Regions from separate parts of the Homo sapiens genome. Here region 1 is linked to region 2. A link is an interaction called in ENCODE POLR2A ChIA-PET data of the cell type or tissue named here. Cell type or tissue: PC-9. All regions are shown on one strand. Each heading gives the region's core, and the rest is flanking DNA. Links, peaks and the distances in the headings are about the cores only. Region 1 holds the start of LOC105369539 (a long non-coding RNA gene). Region 2 overlaps CLMP (CXADR like cell adhesion molecule).

What was found. Peaks named below come from ENCODE experiments on the same cell type or tissue, not always from the same donor. Only the 100,000 strongest peaks of a DNase experiment are listed, where the experiment ranks them.
Region 1: POLR2A ChIA-PET joins it to region 2 with 17 read pairs; 3 of 35 experiments call an interaction of 5 or more read pairs at or near these places.

What each region holds. Positions count from the first base shown.
Region 1 is chr11:123,207,462-123,215,796 of GRCh38, reverse strand. LOC105369540 (a long non-coding RNA gene) reads right to left here. Exons shown (of 2, transcript XR_948116.2): 2 at 8,078-8,335. LOC105369539 (a long non-coding RNA gene) reads left to right here and starts at 8,013. Exons shown (of 2, transcript XR_948115.3): 1 at 8,013-8,335. In PC-9, for the core only: no CTCF peak of the experiment used is centred there; no DNase peak of the experiment used is centred there.
Region 2 is chr11:123,079,097-123,087,431 of GRCh38, reverse strand. CLMP (CXADR like cell adhesion molecule) reads left to right here. Exons shown (of 7, transcript NM_024769.5): 3 at 2,719-2,920; 4 at 3,585-3,752; 5 at 4,225-4,347. LOC124902775 (a long non-coding RNA gene) reads right to left here. Exons shown (of 2, transcript XR_007062927.1): 2 at 2,555-4,418. Among named protein-coding and RNA genes, the nearest start is that of HSPA8, 21 kb to the right of the region's middle. RefSeq lists an enhancer at 3,517-3,811. In PC-9, for the core only: no CTCF peak of the experiment used is centred there; DNase peaks (open chromatin) are centred at 3,651 and 4,151; H3K27ac peaks cover 1,127 bases.

The DNA.
Region 1 (8,335 bases), core at 245-8,244, 130 kb before region 2:
CATGATTTCTGGTAGCCAAGTGTAGCATTATTAGGAAGCCAATTCTCCCCAACATATCCATAAATGCAATGCACTCTCAATGAAATATCAATTTGTTTTTTGTTTTGTTTTGTTTTAACTAGTCAAGCTGATTCTAGAGTTGACATGGAAAAAGAAACATTAAGTTTTGTCCTGGAAATGTTTTAAAAGAAATATAATAGGGGCGGGACGTGGTGGCTCACACCTGTAATCCCAACACTCTGGGAGGCCGAGGTGGGCAGATCACCTGAGGTCAGGAGTTCAAGACCAGCCTGGCCAACATGGCAAAACCCTATCTCTACTAAAAATACAAAAATTAGCCAGGTGTGTTGGTGTGCGCCTGTAATCCCAGCTACTTAGGAGGCTAACGCAGGAAAATTCCTTGAACTCAGGAGGCGGAGGTTGCAGTGAGCTGAGATCAGCGCCATTGTACTCCAGCCTGGGTGACACAGCGAGACTCCATCTCAAAAAGAAAAAAAAAAAAGGAAAAGAAATATAATAAGGAGAGCACTTGCCTTACCAGATACTAAATATATTCTAAAGTTACATTAACATAAATCATACAGTACTCATGCAATAAACAGACAGATCATGGCATGGGGAGAAAACTTAAAAAACAAACACAAGTACATATGGCAAATTAGTGAATAATCAAGCTGAGATCTCCAATCTGTGGAAAAAGATTATTTTATAGACAGCTTAGGGACAATATGGGAACCATTTGGGAAAAAATAAAGTTGAAATCATATTTTGTATCTAACACCAGAATAAACTCCAAATGAATCAAAGATTTATATGTGAAACATGGGACCATAAACTTACCAAAAGAAACCTGGGAGGGTTCTTTCTCATCATCCCAGTTGGGGAAAACCTTTCTAACTCTGACAGAAAACTAGAAGCCATAGAAAGAAATATTGACAAATTCGACAGCATCAAACAAAAGTCCACATAGTAAAACCACCATAAACAAAGTTTTTTATTTTTTAAAAAAGACAATCTAGGGGAAGATGATATTTACCACTTATATCACAGACTAGTGAGCGAATAGAAAAATTGGCAGTGGATATGAAAAGGCAGTTCCCAGAAAAAGAAATTATTCTCAAATATATTTTAAAAGCTTCATCTCATTATTAACTAAAGAAATGCAAGTAAAAACTATGAGATACCATCTCCCATCTCGAAGTTGAAAAATGTCAAAATACACTCTGTTGTGGTGTTGGCAAGGGCTCTGGAACATTCCCGGCAGAAGTGGAAATAAATTGATACAACCTTGCTGGAGAGTAATTTCTCAAAAACGTCAGAAATTATAAATGTATATGTTCTTTGACCAACCAATTTCATTTCTGGGCATTTATCTCATGTATATATGTATATATCTATATGTGTGTGTATATATATATGTATATATATACATATACACACATGCAAAACTATATATGTACACAGTTATTCAATGCATCATTGCTCATTATATCAAACAATAGTGAACAACTAAATATCTATTAATAAGATCCACTTTGAGGCATTTAGATCATACACACACATAAATAAAATAATGGTTAAATTATGGTAAACCTATCCAGTGGAATAGTATATAGCCATAAAACAATGAGGGAGGTTTTTTTCAGTTTTTTGTTCCTTATGCACTAAAATTCAATAACCTCCAGAATATATTGTTAAGTGAAAGGAGGAAGTTGCAGGACAATGATATGAATATTCGTTCTACTATTTGTAGAAAAAAACAAACAAAAAGAATATATACACATATTTGAAGGTATATGTAAAATTAAATGGTAGAAGTCATACATGTTGTCTTGGAGAAGAAAACTGGGTGCCTGGGATAGTGATGGGAGCGAAATTTTCACTATATACCCTTTGAACTTTTGAATTTGAACCATGCGGATGTATTATCCACTTTTTAAAAATCAGTAAATACAATTTTAAAAGAATTTACAGGATACCAAGAGTGAGAAGACAAGCAAAAATAATAGTTGTGCCTAAAATGCGTAAACATCAGTGCGCAAACAGACTCGGCGTGGGCTCCCGATCAGCAGATGGAAGAGAAAAGTGCGACTTCAGTAGCATAATATGATGGAAGGAGCTTGGAATGCAAAGCTTTCAAAGCATAATTTCCCGAAAAGACTTAAAAACATAATTCTCTTCCAGAATAAAATGAGCACTTGTCAAAGATGTCATTTAATTTATTAATCCATAAAGGGAATCAGTAAGATGGGAAAGCTGACGCCAAGAGCAATTGAGGAAGCAGGGTTTTTATAGCCCGTAGGGAAAGGCGCACCGCAGGAAGTTTTTTAAAGTCAGGGACAAATCTAGTTAATGTTCCACAGGGCAATAAAAGTATAGATTACACTTGCTAATGGACAGAAATCATTTGCTTCCCTACCGGATCCATATCTACAGGTTAACAGGCAACTTCACAGAGCTGAGCCCTTAATTGCAAATAACAAGGTCAGTTGGGATATTTATTATCCTGGAGACAGAATCAACTACACAATTTGCTGGACCCAGTGCAAAAAAAATTCAGAGGCCTTTGTTCAAAAATTTTGAAGAATTTAGGTCGGGCATGGTGGCTCATGCCTGTAATTCTAGCACTTTGGGAGGCTCTGGCAGAGAGATCACTTGAGGTCAGGAGTTCAAGACTAGCCTGGCAAACATTGGTGAAACCCCGTCTCTACTAAAAATACAAAAATTAGCCGGGTGTGGTAGCAGACGCCTGTAACCCCAGCTACTTGGGAGGCTGAGGCAGGAGAATCACTTGAATCTGGGAGGCCGAGGTTGCAGTGAGCCGAAATGGTGCTACTGAACTCCAGCCTGGAAGACAGGAGTGAAACTCTGTCTCAAAAAAAAAAAAAAAAAAAAAGAGAATTTCAAGACAGCAACAGCTGAGCATTAAACAAATGAGGGGCCCCCCTAAACTCAGGGTTCTGAGTTTAGGATAATGATGGCACAGGTTGCATGCCCAGGAAGCTGACTTTGCCTACAGAACTAAATAATCTTTAGAAGAGTTTTTAAACAGTGCCCCAGTGTGACACTGAGAGAACACGCAGTCACTCTCCCCCTTTATTTCCAAGTTTTGGATAATTTTTCTTTAGAGAGTCAAAAGAACCACTTCCTAGTTGTGTGGTTTTGGGCAAGTTACTTAACCTCTGCCATGCTCCATCACTTGGCTGGTAGATGAGAATTATAAATAATCCTTGCCCTGTATAATTCATGGGGTTTTAATGATTACTAAATAAGACAGGCATTTGACAGTTTTGTGCAATAAGTTTTATACAAACCTTTGCAAATGCTTTGTATCAGCATGTAGTTTTGGCATCCCAGCCTGGTATTCTTATAGATTCTCTTTGGAGAGTCAGTTCTCCTAGCTTAGTCGGAGAAATCTTCCTGGGAAAAAAATGACCTTCAATTTCATTGTAAAGAGAAGAAGAGACATGATGTGGTTGTCAGAAGGTGATAGCTTGTCTCAAACATAAGTGACTGTTTGGACAAAAGCTTGGAGAAAGGAAAGGGTGAGCCCATCCCAGGAGACCATGAAATAGCCAGCCTCACGGGCTGACAGGAAATAAGAGATGACCAGTCAGGTGGGCGGAGATCCCAGAACCCTAACAGCTCATCGATCCCCGGGAACATCGGGCAGCTCCCGTCACATTCTCCCCAAATACTCCTAAGGACGGGAGAAAGAAAATACCTCTTTAAATAGGCCACTAGAATTGGGACACGTCTTTAAATTCTTGTGTTTATCTTCATAAATTCATTAAAATTTTACATTCTATTTCATCATATACTCACAATTATTTTAATACTAAAAATAGCAATCCCCCCTGAAAAAAAAGTCTTTGGTAAAATTGAATCCCATCAAGGTGTTCCATAAATCTTCTGTAGTTCCCCTAATCCAAGAGGCTGAAGTAACCCAGTCTGAAAAGCACTGTGCTATTAGCACCTTTCTGTGGCGTTGCTTATGACACCTCGATGACAAAGGCACAAAAGAGTCCACGCTTGGCTGAGGCCCTCTTGGCACTTTAGGGACTGGGAATCCTTGGATGGGGATCAAAAGAAGACATGCCTTGAGCAGAGACTCCACTCCCCAGCCACGGTCATGCCCAGACTTCTCGACAGCCGTTTCCCTTTGCGTACACTCCCACCCAAGTGCCGTCGGCCTCACCTCTTCTTGACTGGCTTAAGGATATGTATGACTACTTGAGTTTTTCCAAATTTCCTTCACCCTCCTTCCTTTGCCCCTCTAGTTTTTCTGCTCCATAATTGGGCATGGAAGTGGAGCAGAATAAAGGGAGCAGAGCAAGGGGAAGGGGAGCTGCAGACTCAGAACAGAGGGATTTCCATGAGAAGGGGGGTTGGGGAACCAGAGCAGTCTCCATCCACAATCTGTGACTTGCAGACCACCCAGACTCCAAGCCTCCCAGCTCCTGCCTACTGCACTAAGCCTCTTGAACCGTGCACATATTTCTGCTCTCCAGAGCTTTACCCGCCCCCCAGAGTAGAATATTATTTGTTTATCATTAGGATCAGGCTGCTGGATGCAGAACACACTCTAGGAAGCACAGACTGCAGCCCTTTTATTTTTAACTGATCCAGGGATGAGCTTCTTTTGCATTGCCCTTTGTTAGAGTCTGCATATGTTGCACGGAGACTTGGTGACAATTTTAAGGGGCAAAATAAGTGACTGCTTCTTTGTGTTTAAAAGAGGAATTGGTCGGGCGCGGTGACTCACGCCTGTAATCCCAACACTTTGGGAGGCCGAGGCAGGCGGATCACGACGTCAGGAGATCGAGACCACAGTGAAACCCCGTCTCTACTAAAAATACAAAAAAAATTAGCCAGGCGTGGTGGCGGGCGCCTGTAGTCCCAGCTACTCAGGAGGCTGAGGCAGGAGAATGGCGTGAACCTGGGAGGCGGAGCTTGCAGTGAGCCGAGATCACGCCACTGCGCTCCAGCCTGGGCGACAGAATGAGACTCCGTCTCAAAGAAAAAAAAAATAAAAAAATAAAAAATAGAAAAAAAGACAGGAATTAAGCTGGGCATTGTAGCTCATGCCTGAAATCCCAAAATTTTCTATTGCTGAGGAGGGAGGATTACTTGAGTCCAGGAGTTTAAGGCCAATCTGGGCAACATAGAGAAATCCCCATCTTTAAATTTAAAAAAAATAATAATAAATACATAAAATTGGAATTAAAGGTAAACTGATGAGTCTTCCTTGATCCCTTCTTCCCATCCTCAGAGCTTATTTTTATTGCCAGCATAGGGGCTGCTGGACTGTAAAACAGGAGCTCAGAATGGCCAGTCTGATATTTTTTCCTCATTTGCTTCAGAACGATGGAGGTTGACGAGGGGGTTCCGGATAAAGATGGAGCAGATGAAACTGATCAGCCTGGTGTAGATAATTGTCAAAGTGAGGAGTTGAAACACAGAGGTTTCACTATTCTTTCTATTTCCTTTTAGGTTTAAAATTTTTCCATGAGAGATTGTTTTTAAATCCCTGCTCTCGTGGAATCCCTGCTCTCATGGAATCCCTGCTCTCACGTTCTCTCTGAAAACAGAGGCAGTGTGAGAGAATCGCGACACAGCGGGATGCATGGGGCTCATGTCCAACTTTCTTTTGCTCTGCTCTGTCCTTTGCCCATGACCAGAGCTTCACCATCACCTCTCTGCAGAAGGCTCCATGCCAGAGACTCTTGCCTTTACCTCTCTGCCCAACTCCTGCCAGACTGGGGCCCAGCCTCCCACATAGTTCTTTCTTCCCCAACTCCAAAAAAAGTAAAGGAAGAAAACCAGGAGCACTAGGTTCTTGCCTATAGTATCAGCCTTACAGTCAGTAGCCAGGACCAATTCTGAACAGACAAAAGCTCCTCTTCCCTGATAGACGAATGGCTAAGACCAGAAGGAGAAGAGAAACTTTAAAAACAGATGTCCAGGACCTACCGCAGATATGATGAAGCTGACTTGGGGTGGGGAGAAAGAGTCATTTTGAGACTCCCCTTGTGACTTCTGCATTGCCAGGTCTGGGAACCCCTGCAGCAGGCCAGTGCTGTCTCAGGTTGCTAAGGCAGCCAGTCTGACCTCGAAGAATATCTCCACTCTAAAAGTTTGGTTCAAACTGCTGTTCTGCCTCAGACACCCACTATGGCCAGGCTGGTCTCGAACTCCTGACCTCAAGTCATCCGCCTGCTTCAGCCTCCCAAAGTGCTGGGGTTACAGGTGTGAGCCACCGCACCCAGCTGAGATTGCCTTTTGAGAAGAGAATTGGATGGTTGGGGATGGAGAGGAGGGAGAGCTCTGTTTACTGTGCCTGGCCAGAACCATAATTCTTCTTGTCATCCTGGCTTAAAATCAAAGTCATGATTGACTTCTCTCTATCCTCCACCATCTCCTATGCCCCTCTCTAATAAATAAAAAAAAAAAATCTTTTCCTCTATTCAAAAATTTACATTTGTCATCTCTTTCTTCTAGGCACGTGGCCTCTTTACCTCTCACCTAGAATACTGAAAGCCTTACGGATAAACTTTCCATCTCCAGTTCCTCCCCAGCCTTTCTCCCCACCCTCCCCCAACCCTTCTCCCACTTCCAATCCCATTCCTTTCCTTTAGGTGTTTACAGGTAAATCCAATCAATCTTCCTTTGACTGTGTTGCTCCCCATGTCAAAAACCCTTAATAGCTTCTTTGTCTACTGGGCTTCCATCTGCTTATCACTTTTGAGCAGAAATTGTACCTATCATTCCATGCCCCAATTTCAATTTCACCTTCTCCGTGAAGACTTCCATGGTCACTCCTGACAGATGTGACCTCATGCTCCTGGACCCCAAGATGAGTGTACTTCTCTAATGACAGTTCTCCCACACTGTTCTTACTGAAGTTATTGATTATATTCATAGCTCCTTTACCAGACCATGTTAGGGTATGTTTCTTTATTCTTTTTTTTTTTTTTCGAGACACAGTCTCACTCTGTCACCGAGGCTGGAGTGCAGTGGCATGATCTTGACTCACTGCAACCTCTGTCTCCTGGGTTCAAGCAATTCTCGTGCCTCAGCCTCCCGAGTAGCTGAGATTACAGGCATGTACCACCACACCTGGCTAATTTTTGTATTTTTTGTAGAGAAGGAGTTTTTCCATGTTGGCCAGGTTGGTCTCAAACTCCTGGCCTTAAGTGATCCACTCACATGGCTCCCAAAATGCTAGGATTACAGGCGTGAGCCACCGCGCCTCAGTAGAAAGGCAGAAAGCAGAGAGAGAGAGAGAGAGAGATTGAGAAATTAGGGGAGGATAGGAAAGAGAAAGAAGGAAAGAAGAAAGAAAGGAAGAGAGGAAGGAAGGGAGGGAGGGAAAAGAGGGGAGGGAGAAAAAAACAAACTTATAAGCAACAAGCATGGACATTTTGAGGACTTCACAGGATACTCTACTCACCTGTGCACAAAAAGAACTAGAAAAATAGATACAGTTCCTGCACATCTGAGAACAGGGACATTCCAGTGGCTAGAGGACATATGAATGTCTGTGTGTGATTACTACTGAAATGTGGGTTGCTATCATTATTAGTAGTAATAATAACAAGAATAACCAGCATTTACTACTGTAATTTTCACAAGAACTCTTGGAAGCAACTGTTATCACCTCATTTTACAAGTGAAGAAGGAACCTGAGGACCAGAGAGTTCATACTGTACCCAAGTTCCCACAGGAAGAACACAGCCATCTGAGTCCACAGGGTTTCTTGTCTATTTCATACTGCTTCCGTCCCAGACAGCAGTGACACTGTGCACCTCAGTAGGAAGGCGGAAAGCAGACAGAGAGAGAGAGAGATTGAGAAATTAGGGGAGGGTAGGAAAGAGAAAGAAGGAAAGAAGAAAGAAAGGAAACGAGGAAGGAAGGGAGGGAGGGAGGGAAAAGAGGGGAGGGAGGAAAAAAACAAACTTATAAGCAACAAGCATGGACACTTTGAGGACTTCATGGGCCTTTGAGCCTCCACACATCATATTAAGCATATTAAAATACACCCAATCCCTTTTTTTTAACTATAAAAATACTGCAGTATTTTTTATAATTTTACTTTTGAAATTTGGCCCAACAATGATTTCTCGGCAATCACTGTGCATAATCAGGAATTCTTGCAATGAGAAAAAAACTCGCCTGTAAATTGTTGTCAAATGTGTAAAAATCTTGTAACAATCAATGTAACGATTAATGAACATGACATCACATGTCTTTGTAGACCTACTTCTTAGCAAGTGAGGTGCCTATTCATTTCAGTTTAGGTCTTTCACATTTTTAGATCTTGAACTCAATCCCT
Region 2 (8,335 bases), core at 233-8,232:
GTTCAAGTGATTCTGCTGCCTCAGCCTCCTGAGTAGCTGGGTTTACAGGCGCACACCACCACACCTAGTTTTTTCTTTCTTTCTTTTTTTTTTTGAGACGGAGTTTCGCTCTTGTTGCTCAGACTGCAGTGCAATGCCGTGATCTTGGCTCATTGCAACCTCCGCCTCCCGGGTTCAAGCAATTCTCCTGCCTCAGCCTCCCGAGTAGCTGGGATTATAGGCATGCGCCATCACGCCCGGCTAATTTTGTATTTTTAGTAGAGACGGGGTTTCACCATGTTGGTCAGGCTGGTCTTGAACTCCCAACCTCAGGTGATCTGCCCACCTCGGCCTCCCAAAGGACTGGGATTATAGGCGTGAGCCACCACGTCAGGCCACCTGTCTAATTTTTGTATTTTTTAGTAGAGACAGGGTTTCACCATGTTGGCCAGGCTGGTCTCAAACTCCTGACTTCAAGTGATCTGCTTGCCTTGGCGTCCCAAAATGCTGGGATTACAGTTGTGAGCCACCGCACCCAGTTACATTTTTTTCTTTTTTTAAATTTTATTTGTTGAGACAGGGTCTCACTCTGTCACCCAGGCTGGAGTACAGTGGCGCAGTCTTGGCTCACTATAGCCTCAACCTCCTGGGCTCAAGCAAACCACCAGCCTTGGTCTCCCAAAGTGCTTGGATTACAGGCGTGAACCACCACGCATCTGGCCCCCACAAATATTTAGAACAAACAAGTACCACATCCAGGAGAAGGGCTGTGATCCTAGCTCTTCCCCATCTGTGCCTAAAGCAGAGGGCTTTCCCTTGAGTGCTAGGAACCCCATGGAATTATCTGCAAAATAATATGTGAGTTTTTTCTGGGTCAGAGTTCATAGGTTTTATCTGATTGAGAGAACCTTCTCAGGAAAGGCTCTGAAGAGCTGTGGAGCAACACGTGATCAAAGGCAGGGTTGAGGGCTTGAGTGAAACAATTTGGAACAGCTGCAGCTGAAATGTGCCTGGGAGATGCCCATATGCTTGCATGCCTTTTTTAGTGCCCTTCTGTGTAGCTGGAATGCTCCCTCCAGGCCTTTTCTCCTTGCCTCTCAAAGCCTAGCTCAAATGCCACCAACTTGTCTGGGACACTCTCCTTGATACTATTTCAAATAAATCATTTCTTTTTCTCTGTTTAATAGTCTTTCCTTGTTAATCTCACTTGATTATAAATCACTTGAACCAAAGAAGAGATTTGCCAGGCGCAGTGGCTCACACCTGTAATCCCAGCACTTTGGGAAGCCGAGGAGGGTGGATCACCTGAGGTCAGGACTTTGAGACCAGCCTGGCCAGAATGGTGAAACCCCATCTCTACTAAAATAAAAAATTAGGGCCAGGCGCAGTGGCTCACACCTGTAATCCCAGCACTTTGGGAGGCTGAGGCAGGCAGATCATCTGAGGTCAGGAGTTCAAGACCAGCCTGGCCAACATGGAGAAACCCCAGCTCTACTAAAAATACAAAAATGAGCGAGTCATGGTGGCATGCATCTGTAATCCCAGCTACTCAGGAGACTGAGGCAGAAGAATTGCTTGAACCCAGGAGACAGAGGTTGCAGTGAGCCAGGATCGCACCATTGTACTCCAGACCGGGCGACAAGAGTGAGACTCTATCTCAAAAAAAAAACAAAAAAAAAAAAACATAAAAAATTAGTTCGGCTTAGTGAAATAGGGCAAAGGAAGCAATCAGATATGCATTTATCTCATGTGTGCAGAGGGGTAACTGTGAGTTCTGTCTGTCCTTTGTCCACAAGCAGTCACCTTGTGGGCAAATTGTGCAGGAGTACTGTAAGCTTTTTTTTTTTTTTTTTTTTTATCTTTGTAGCTATCTTATTTCTTATTCAGGAATAGAATGGAAGGCAGGCCAGGCGTGGTGGCTCATGTCTGTAATCCCAGCACTTTGGGAGGCCAAGGAGGGTGGATCACCTGAGGCCAAGAGTTCAAGACCAGCCTGGCCAACATGGCGAAACCCTGTCTCTACCAATAATACAAAAGTTAGCCGGGCATGGTGGTGTACACCTGTAATCCCAGCTACTCAGGAGGCTGAGGCAGGAGAACTGCTTGAACCCAGGAAGCGGAGGTTACAGTGAGCCAAGATTGTGCCACTGCACTTCAGCCTGGGTGACGGAGCGAGACTGTCTCAAAAATAAATAAATAAATAAATAAAACCAAGGAAACAGTCCTGTCTCATAGAAGTCTCTCAAATACTTAAAAAAAAAAAAAAAAAAGAATGGGAGGCAGGTTTGCCGACATCGTTCCAAGCTCGACCTTCCCTTTGGCTTCCCGAGGGGTCCCGAGGTTTCTTTTCCTTTCATAAGTCTATGCTTAATACATGCATAGCTGTACACTTGCATGGTTTCCTCCTTTCCTTGACTTAGCTGTGTGAACTTCAGTATGTAAGTCAAACTTCAAATTCCTTACCTGTAAGATGGAGTGGTTCTGAGCATTTAATATAATACTTTATAACTAAAATGCTACACAAACATGAAGTGTTATTATTTTTGGAAGGAGAGGCAAGGCCTAGGTGCAAATGTACTGTATTTTTAACTTTTATTTAGAACAGAGGTCTCTTGGACTCTCAGCCCCAGGCTTGACTACTTTGTGCCACTGGGAGTACTCCCTTTCCTCTTCTTCACACCATCAGGAAAGGCAGGCTGAGAGTTACGCTGCTTGACTCTGCCTCGGTCTATCCCACAGGTGATCACTTACTCCAGTCGTCATGTCTACAATAACTTGACTGAGGAACAGAAGGGCCGAGTGGCCTTTGCTTCCAATTTCCTGGCAGGAGATGCCTCCTTGCAGATTGAACCTCTGAAGCCCAGTGATGAGGGCCGGTACACCTGTAAGGTTAAGAATTCAGGGCGCTACGTGTGGAGCCATGTCATCTTAAAAGTCTTAGGTAAGATAGGATGCCAAAGTGAATGTCTACAGCTTATTTCTAAGGTATCTAAGAGGGATAGCCATATGCATCACGGTGGTACAAAACATCATGTTCAGTACTTTGGATTACACATTCAGAGGTCACCTCGTCCAGTTCCCTGGAAAGAAATGTGTATCTTCTGTATTATAGCCATAATAAAAAATGAAAATATAAGAGCAATTTTCCATAGTTGTCCATTACAAAACATATTCTCTAATATTTAAGTGGGATCTTCATATTTAAGTCTCTCAGATATGATTCAAATTCATTTCTGTTTTTTGACAGCAAGAGCTACCAAGTTCTACTTAATTGCTTCCAAATTAATACACTTCTGTATCAGTAAAACCATGCTCAACTTTCCTAAAATGTCCAATAATAATGTGTCTTCTTTGAGAAGTAATGAGGCAGCCTCTGCCCCAAAAATTAAAACAGCACCACTGGAGTTGCGGGTATGTGTGCTTAGGGGATGGAGGTGGATGTTTTGGTGGGGGTAGTGTAAAGCAAGGCTAGTTGAATCCCCACTCAAAAGTTGACCAAAACAGATGGCTGGAGAAGCAACTCAATAGGACATAATTTTTCCATTGAATCTGGTGTTTGGGGATCTTTGAATCACTACACTTTTGCTTGTTGTTGCTGTTGCCAGTGAGACCATCCAAGCCCAAGTGTGAGTTGGAAGGAGAGCTGACAGAAGGAAGTGACCTGACTTTGCAGTGTGAGTCATCCTCTGGCACAGAGCCCATTGTGTATTACTGGCAGCGAATCCGAGAGAAAGAGGGAGAGGATGAACGTCTGCCTCCCAAATCTAGGATTGGTAAGTCATCTTCCTACCAATCTATTGAGCCAACAAAATAGTCCTCTATCCGTGAGCTCTAAATCAGCTTTCTCAGCAACTCACTATGTGACCTGAAATACCCTGCTGAACCTCCTGAACTGCCATTTTTAAAATCCATTAACTAGAACAGAAAATCTGTCTTTCCTTTCCTCAAATGACATGTAAAAGTAGTAAAAGAGATTGGAAGAAATGTACTACATAAATCCACTATATCTAAATATTATGTTTAGTATCCCTTAAATGTTCACAATCTTTTGTAACTTTTGAGGATGTGCTACAACTTAAAAAAAATGTTTACCTTTCTTCTCATGTTCCCAAAGGATATCTTTTCCATCATTTCATTCTTATCAAATAGCATTACGGAATCTCAGCTCAGTGATACAATAAAGTAAACAATAAATATAGATACCATCACTAAAGGGATTTACAGTCATTCTTTCTGCTTGTGCAGACTACAACCACCCTGGACGAGTTCTGCTGCAGAATCTTACCATGTCCTACTCTGGACTGTACCAGTGCACAGCAGGCAACGAAGCTGGGAAGGAAAGCTGTGTGGTGCGAGTAACTGTACAGTGTAAGCATCCAAAGAGGTTTTAGTTTCATTTTTCTGTTTGTTTTTGCATTGTAGATCAATGTTAAGACATTCTAATCATAAGTAAGAGTAAGGTTAAGGTCAAAATCTTTATCTCCAGAAGGATATGGCTATCACCAAAATAAATTCAGTAGTTGCAAAGACCACTCAACAATTGACTGGCCAGGCACAGTGGCTCACACCTGTAATCCCAGCACTTTGGGAGGGCCAGGTGGGCAGATCAGTTGAGGTCAGGAGTTTGAGACCAGCCTGGCTAACATGGTGAAACCCCGTTTCTACTAAAATACAAAAATTAGCTGGGTGTGGTGGGCGCCTGTAATCTCAGCTACTCAGGAAGCTGAGGCAGGAAAATCTCCTGAACCTGGGAGGCGGAGGTTGCAGTGAGCCAAGATCACGCCACTGCACTCCAGTCTGGGTGACAGACTGAGACTCCCTCTCAAAAAAAAAAACACACACAAAAAAAACCAGCCCAGCGTGGCGGCTCATGCCTGTAATCCCAGCACTTCGGGAGGCCGAGGCAGGCAGATCACGAGGTCAGGAGTTCAGCCTGACCAACATGGTGAAACCCCATCTCTACTAAAAGACAAAAAATGAGCCAGGTGTGCTGATGCGTGCCTGTAATCCCAGCTACTCAGGAGGCTGAGGCAGAAGAATTGCTTTAACCTGAGACACGGAGGTTGCAGTGAGCCGAGATGGTGCCATTGCACTCCAGCCTGGACAACAGGGCGAGACTCCAACCAAAAAAAACAAAAACACACCAGTTGACTCTGTATTTACAAACATGTGAATTAGCCAGCCCCCTAAAGAAATTCACTATATCCAGGGGAGTACTAAATAAACACCATTCCTAAAAACAAAAACAAACAAAACCGTGCAGCTAGTTAGTTATATGCCACTACCATTCTAGGCAAGTAGATGAGATTTCTCCCCTCCACAGAGTGTTTGTGAGTGTGTATGTGCATGTGCTCATGCACACACACGTGTGTACATGTGTTATAATCAAGAATTTGATTTGCTTCAAGTACAGATGAGAGACAGTAGTAGGCGACTAAGAGCATCAGCCGTGGAGTCAGATAACTGCCTGGATTTCAATCACAGCTACCACTAACTCTGTAGTACCTTAGGCATATTTCCCAATCTATAAAGGAGAATAATAGTTAACTGTCTCATAGAGTTTTTCTTTTTTTCCTTTTTTTTTTTTTTTCTGGACAGGGTCTTGCTCTGTCACCCAGGCTGGAGTGCAGTGGTGTGATCTTGGCTTACTGCAGCCTCTGCCTCCCGGGTTCAAGCGACTCTCCTGCCTCAGCCTCCTGAGTAGCTGGAATTACAGGCACATGCCGTCACACCTGGCTAATTTTTGTAGAGACAGGGTTTTGCCACATTGGCCAGGCTGGTCTTGAACTCCTGGACTTAGGCGATCCACCCTTCTTCACCTCCCAGAGTGCTGCGATTACCGGCATGCGCAACGCCACCTGGCCTCTTAGAGTTTTTCTGAAAAGTTAGTAAATGAACACATTTACTTACAACTGCCTAGGAACAGGGCTTGACATACAGTGGGTGTTCAGTAACATTAGCTATTATTATTATTTCTCCTTAATCAATTTAGTAACTTCAGACTTTTGACCAAATCCTATATCCACAAGCCATGTTTGCAGTGTTAAAATTTATTTGGTGCAATAAATAGTATGCCAGGCTTATAATCTAGAGATTGAGTCTTGAAAAAAGACAGGATAAACCAAGTTGAAAGACAAAAGGAAGCAGGGCATGGATATTAATCTTTGTTACATTGTCTCCATAACATCTTTGTTAAATTGTCTCTAATTTCTCAAATGCTCTTTGGACCACTTTTAACATTTTCCTAACCCCCACCCTGTTTTTTTTTGTTGTTGGTTTTTTTTTGTTTTTTGTTTTTTTGAGACAGAGTCTCACTCTGTCACCCAGGCTGCAGTGCAATGGCGTGGTCTTGGCTCATTGCCACCTCCACCTCCCAGGTTCAAGCGATTCTCCCGCTTCAGCCTCCCGAGTAGCGAGTAGCTGGGACTACAGGTGTGTGCCACCACACCTGGCTAATTCTTGTATTTTTAGTAGTAGAGACGGGGTTTCACTATGTTGGCCGGGCTGGTCTCAAACTACTGACCTCGTGATCCGCCCACCTCGGCCTCCCAAAGTGCTGGGATCACAGGTGTGAGCCACCACACCCAGCGCCCCCTTATTAATAAGTTAAATAAAACCTTTAATTTGTCGGAATCAGTATTTTACTTTTTTCAAAGTTATACTTCAACATTCTGTGCCTATTTTGGTTTAGCTGTTTTCCCACTGATTTGAAAGAGTTCTTTATTATGTATTTATATACTCTACTTATTAGAATTTGCATTCTGGTGGTTTTAAAAATATGTCCAAGTAATGATTTGCTACTTCTCCCTTCAAGAGATATACCTTTGTCGAGGCGCAGTGGCTCACACCTGTAATCCCAACACTTTGGGAGGCCAAGGCGGGCAGATCACTTGAAGTTGGGAGTTCGAGACCAGCCTGACCAACAGGGTGAAACCCCATCTCTACTAAAAATAGAAAATTAGCTGGGCGTGGTGGCACATGCCCGTAATCCCAGCTACTTGGGAGGCCAAGGCAGGAGAATCACTTGAACCCGGGAGGTGGAAGTTGTAGTGAGCCTAGATTGTGCCACTCACTCCAGCCTGGGCAACAAGAGCGAAACTCCATCTCCAAAAAAAAAAAAAAAAAAGTACACCTTCATTCTCCTCTTTTTGAGTGTGATCTGAACTTAGTGACTCACTTCTGATGAGTATAATACAGCAGAAGTGATGGTATGTTGCATCTGCAAAAGCACTGCAGTTTGCTTTCTTAGATGTTAGATCTCTTAGATCTCAGATCACTCAGATCCTCTCTCTCTTAGATCACTCACTTTATGGGAAGCCAGCTGCTTTAAGAGCCTTATATAGAGGCCCATGTTTTATGTTTTATTTTAAGTGAGGAAACTGAGGCCTCCAGCCAACAGCCATGTGAATGAGCCATTTCAGAGGCAGATCATCCAACACCAGTCAAGCCTAGGAACAGGGCTTCACACATGGTGGGTGTTCAGTAACACTAGCTATTATTACTATTAACAGATTGCTGGATTTGACATCGAGCTACGAAGTCGCAGACTAATTCCTGGGGTCATCTGTTTAACTGGTGGATAAATTATTTCCATCTCTACTAGACAGAGGTCTACAAGTTGCCCCTACAGAGTTGTAAATTGCCAAGTTCTGTAGTTCTTTTGTCTATTTCCAAGTTTAGATAATTTTTCTTAAAAACACAACAGTCAGGCCGGGTGCAGTGGCTCACGCCTGTAATCCCAGCACTTTGGGAGGTCGAGGCGGGCGGATCACGAGGTCAGGAGTTTGAGACCAGCCTGGCCAGCATGGTGAAACCCCGTCTCTACTAAAAACACACAAAAAATTAGCTGGGCATGCCTGTAATCCCAGCTACTCGGGAGGTTAAGGTAGGAGAATCGCTTGACCCTGGGAGGTGGAGGTTGCAGTAAGCTGAGATCAGGCCACTGCACTCCAGCCTGGGTGACAGAGAGAGACTCCGTCTCAAAAACAAAACAAAACAAAACAAAAAAAGTAACAGGCAGTTTTCAGGAAAAGAAATAAAAAATGGTGAATAAACATGAATAAAGAGGCCCCCAAAAATCCTTTTTTCCCCACTAGGTTGAGAAAAAAAAATCACCCTTTTAATTTTAAGCTATCAGTTTAGTAAATATAAAAACTGTAGAATCTATATTAGAAAGGTTATGAGGAAACAGGTGCTTTTACATTTTTGACTAACATATACATTAGTAGCACAATTTAGATTTATCTATAGATTTCTGAGGGGTAAATATATTAAAGTAAAACTTATACAAAGAAGAAGGATAAGTGTACAACTTGATAGATTTTCAAAAGTGAAGATAACTGTGTAACCAGTATCA